Linked DNA regions of Homo sapiens: region 2 is linked to region 1. A link is a loop called in an ENCODE intact Hi-C map of the cell type or tissue named here. Cell type or tissue: IMR-90. All regions are shown on one strand.

Region 1 (2,500 bases):
GTCTTCAAAATCTAGCATATATTTTATACTTACAGCACATCCAATTTGGATTAGCTATATTCGAGTGCTGGATCACCACATGTGGCCAATGGCTGCTGCGTTGGACAGTGCAGGTGTAGTCTCTTTGTTACTGGCTTGCACAGTTCAGAGGCTGTCACATAGTTACAGCTGTCAGATGGTCTGATCCCATTTTCAGATCTCTTGGCTGCAATAAATTCAGCTCACTCAAGAATGATCTCAAACCTTCATGTTTATAAATGAGAAATAGCCTGTCTTTGGTCATGTGATAAATTTGTATTTTCTCACTTCCTTGGCCACGTTGACACCTATTCAACTCCTAATGGCTGTCACCCTGCTGAAATATTGACGAGCACATGAACTGATCTCCTGAGGCTCACGTACTCTCATTATGGTTCCTTAAGGTGTGTGACCCATGGTCCCTATCTATCTGGCTCCTGACTTTGGTGAACTTGGCTGGATCTGCAAGTCCACCTTTAACCATTTTAATTATTTCCAAAAGGCCTGACATTAAATTGACTCCAGCCATCCACTTCATGCTTATTTCTTGTTCTATTGGCTTTTCTAGATGAAAAAGCATCCCAAATGGTAGACATCCCCATGCCCTGACTCACCACAGCCAATGCAAAGAAGGAAGTATTATTTTCCTTTAATTGATAGGGACAATCCCTCATCCTAAGCCCCTTTCCTCATTCATCCTCAGCCTAGTTATATTTCATCCTCTCTCACTGAGTAAGCACACAGTGTACCTTCAGTGTGGATTCTATATTGTTTCAAGAAAAGGTCATATTCTGATTTTTATCTTGATTTCTTTTGGGCTAATTTTAAGCACATTTCTTTTAACACATGTTGGCTTTATTAAGTGCAAACATACATTAAAATATCAAAAGGAAGAATTATTGTGCACATATTCAAAAGGGTCCCCCAGTCATCCAATACTGTGTGGTCATTTTCTTTCAGAGCTCAGCAAAACTCTTGTTTTCCTTTGATTTCCAAACGTGAGTGTCCTTCGCTTTTTGGCCTGCATGTACTACAAGGCAGCGCAACGTGCATCTGTTCTCTTGGAAGAAAATATCAGTTTGCTGTCATCTCCACCCTTCAGCCACCCCTTATGTTAGTATACTGCAGAATGAAAATATTGCTCAAAATGCACTTGGTAAACATTCAGTGACAACTAATGCTAAAAACGGACAGATGGTGGCAGCATTGACCAGCTGCTGCTGTGCATGGCTGCTCAGGGACAAAGCGGAGGACCTGGTGTTCTCAATCTGTCAGCCCTGCTTTTCCTAGGAAGGAAGGAAAGAACTTTGCAAGCTGGAAAATCATTAGGCCCAATCAGGATAACTTTCTTCAGTTCTGGTGGAAAATATACCAAGTGCAATAAGTTGCAGTTAATTAAATAATTTAATTGAAAGGGTGCTAGGTGAGCTGGTGGAGATGATTTGGGAAAATACGAAAGCCGTGGCAGAGTTCCTGCCCATAGAACCTTTCAATGTGCAGTCTGGACTTCAGGTGGAAACGGGTTCCGGATTACTGTAAAGACAGAGCTTCCAGTAACAGCTTTAAGATCTTTTGTAAAGTTTTTCTCTAAGGACAAAGACACAGATTGTTTCCCAAGATTTTTAATGTCTCCTGCTATTGTAAGTGTGTATTTGTTTCCATTTTGTTTTTTATAGCCCCTTTTTTACTGCAGGGAACCTCTGCTTTTACTGTTCTTTACAGTCTGCAAAAGAAACGCTTTCTGATTTGATGGCAGCTGAAGGTGGGGCTGATTTGCAAACTCAGGGCTCAACTTTAAGTGGAGAAATGGGAAGAGGGCATTTTTCTTCTAGGAAACTGGGCCTTTATTGAGGAAGGTTGGAAAGAGGTAGCAAAATCTAGCTGAGTCATAGTAGCTAATGTTAGTTTAGCATTTCCTGTTTGTCAGGCACTAGCTAAGCAATGTCTACACATGAGTTGATGAAACAACTCTAAAAGTCAGGCATTATTATTACTCTTGCTGTACAGATGTGAGGGGAGCTTAGAGAGATTAAATGACTTGCCTAAACTCACCCAGCCAATTTGTGGTGGAGCTGAGCTCCCTGCCGCTCAGCTCGGTGCCCCACACTTCTGCGCTGTGCTGTCTTCCGGGAATGCTGGCTGTTGGGGAATGCTGATAGAGCTGCTGGCTGAAAAAAACTATTCAGGAGCTGTGGAGGGGCGATATAGACCCACCTCAGCCAGAGAACTATTAGCCTAATATTGGTTGTCTGTGGGAGAATTTCAAGACAAAACAAAATCTGTGCTGTGAAAGGCAGGAGGCCTTTGATGACTCCAAGGGTGATGGAATGATGAAATGCAAGATTTTCTGCTTATATTCAGGAGACAATGACATATTTGATCATTTGGCTACAGAAAAAAGGAGAAAGAATCTATTTATCCGGTTCATAAAGCAAATTGATTGATGAGAGGCGAAGCACCTTTACATTCACACACTGTGTAC
Region 2 (2,500 bases), 1.5 Mb after region 1:
TCTGCCTGGCCACTCCCACAGGAGTATACCCCCAGCACAGCCTCCACTGCCCCATCTAAGCGTTGTGTTGGCAGCATGCCAGCAGCTCACTTCCCCCATCCCAGCTTTACTTTGGCCCCAAGGGACCAGAGGACAAATCCAAGGGCCAGGTCCCAATTCTCCAGGATTCGAGCACATCGCCCAGGGGCATTGAGTTAACAGTTGTGGCCTGATCTTGAGTAGCGGAGGAGCCCCCACTATCAGAACACAGAGTGTGGTGCTGGTTCATGCAGTGGTGTGGGAGCTGGGCACCCCTTCCTTTGCAAGGCCAGGTGGGGAAAGGCATGGCCTGATAGCTGCAGTTTCCCCCTCAGGGAGTCTGGCAGCCTGGAATGCCCAGTAGGGTTCAGCGATCTGGGCGCAGACAGCTTGGGATGAACTTAGCTGGTCAGGCTTGCTGGCTGGACCAGATGTGAAAGGGAGACTCACTGGATCAGGGGAGCTTAAACTGTGTGGGCCCCATGGCTGCCTGCTGGGCTGAAAACCCCGGTCCACTTCTCTTCCCCTAAGCAAGTTCTGTGGCACAGGAGGGTCTTCTTCGTCCCTTCCTGAAAGGTTGTCCTACCAGCCTGAGAGCTACCCCTATGCCTCCACCAAGGTCAGCGCTCACGTCGGCCTCAGAGAGGCTGATAATGGACTTGCCCAACCCAGCCACATCCAGCTTTGCCCCCTCCAGCTGCTCTCAGCAGAGCACAGAATGGTATCCCTGAGACCCCCACACCCTGCCCATCGCCAAGGACAGCCCAGTACTTCCCCTGTTCAACCAAGGCCAAGAAAAAATTCTACTGCCATCACTGCAATTGCCTCTCACCTGCAAGCGCTACTTAAAGGCCAGGAAGTCAACCTGCAGGGCCCATCACAACTTCAGCAGACGGCATAGTACAGCGCTCAGCTGGTTCATACCCATAAGTGCCACCTACTGGCCGGTAGCGTGAACTGCACAACCCAATATAATTTCCACCGAGGGAAGTGCACAGCACTGGAGAAAGAGATAAAACTTCTCCAGACCTGCCGTGAGGGATAGAGCTATCCAGCCCAGATACTACACTTTTCCCACAGTCTTCGCAATCTGCAGACCAGGAGATTCCCTCGGGTGTATACACCACCAGGGCCCTGGGTTTCAAGCACAAAACCGGGCGGCCCTTTGGGCAGACACTGAGATAGCTGCAGGAGGTTTTCTTCATACACCAGTGGCGCCTGGAATGCCAGCGAGACAGAACCGTTCACTCCCCTGGAAAGGGGGCTGAAGCCAGGGAGCCAAGTGGTCTAGCTTACCGGATCCCATCCCCACGGAGCCCAGCAAGCTAAGATCCGCTGGCTTGAAATTCTCACTGCCAGGCTGGGCAGGGTGGCTCATGCCTTAATTCCAGCACTTTGGGAAGCCAAGGTGGATGGATCACGAGGTCAGGAATTCAAAACCAGCCAGGCCAAGATGGTGAAACCCCATCTCTGCTAAAACTACAAAAATTAGCCAGATGTGGTGGCAAGCGCCTGTAATCCCAGCTACCTGGGAGGCTGAGGCAGGAGAATCACTGGGCAGCAGAAGTTGCACTGGGCCGGGATTGCGCCACTGCACTCCAGCCTGGGCGACAGATTGAGACTCCATCTCAAAAAAAAAAAGAAAAAAGAAAAAAAATTCTTGGAGTCTGAAGTCGACCTGGGGCACTTGAACTTGGTGGGTGGAGGGGTGTCCGCCATTACTGAGGCTTCAGTAGGCACTTTTACCCTCACAGTGTAAATAAAGCTACAAGGAAGTTTGAACAGGGTGGAGCCAACCACAGCCCAGCAAGGCTGCTGCGGCCAGACTGCCTCTCTAGATTCCTCCTCTCTGGGCAGGGCATCTCTGAAAATAAGGCAGCAGCCCCAGTCAGGGACTTATAGATAAAACCCCCAGCTCCCTGGGACAGAGCACCTGGGGGAAGGGGCAGCTGTGGGCACAGCCTCAGCAGACTTAAACGTCCCTGCCTGCTGGCTCTGAAGAGAGCAGCGGGTCTCCCAGCACAGCGTTCGAGCTCTGCTAAAGGTCAGACTGCCTCCTCAAGTGGGTCCCTGACCCCCATGTATCCAACTGGGAGACACCTCCCAGTAGGGGCCAACAGACATCTCATACAGGAGAGCTCTGGTGGGCATCTGGTAGGTGTCCCTCTGGGACAAAGCTTCCAGAAGATGGAACAGGCAGCAATCTTTGCTGTTCTGCAGCCTCCACTGGCAATACACAGGCAAACAGGGTCTGGAGGGACCTTCAGCAGACCTGCAGCAGAGGGGCCTGACAGTGAGAAGGAAAACTAACAAACAGAAAAGGAATAGTATCAACATCAACAAAAAGGACACTCACTCAGAGACCCAATCCGAAGGTCACCAACGCCAAAGACCAAAGGTAGATAAATCCACGAAGATGGGGAGAAACCAGTGCAAAAAGGCTGAAAATTCCAAAAACCAGACTGCCTTTTCTCCTCCAAAG

The links. A loop is a pair of places that touch in the nucleus more often than their neighbours do. Peaks named below come from ENCODE experiments on the same cell type or tissue, not always from the same donor. Only the 100,000 strongest peaks of a DNase experiment are listed, where the experiment ranks them.
Region 2: a loop joins it to region 1, with 9 times the contacts of the local background. A loop is called at or near these places in 4 of 110 quality-filtered maps.

What each region holds. Positions count from the first base shown.
Region 1 is chr7:137,591,178-137,593,677 of GRCh38, reverse strand. The region is part of intron 12 of DGKI (diacylglycerol kinase iota); the gene reads left to right. Among named protein-coding and RNA genes, the nearest start is that of PTN, 250 kb to the right of the region's middle. RefSeq lists enhancers at 1,408-2,500, 2,241-2,500. In IMR-90, a CTCF peak has its summit at 1,217 (motif pointing right); DNase peaks (open chromatin) are centred at 1,247 and 1,937; H3K27ac peaks cover 1,157 bases.
Region 2 is chr7:136,113,898-136,116,397 of GRCh38, reverse strand. The region is part of intron 1 of LOC105375523 (a long non-coding RNA gene); the gene reads right to left. Among named protein-coding and RNA genes, the nearest start is that of MTPN, 140 kb to the right of the region's middle. RefSeq lists a silencer at 935-1,044. In IMR-90, a CTCF peak has its summit at 962 (motif pointing left); no DNase peak of the experiment used is centred here.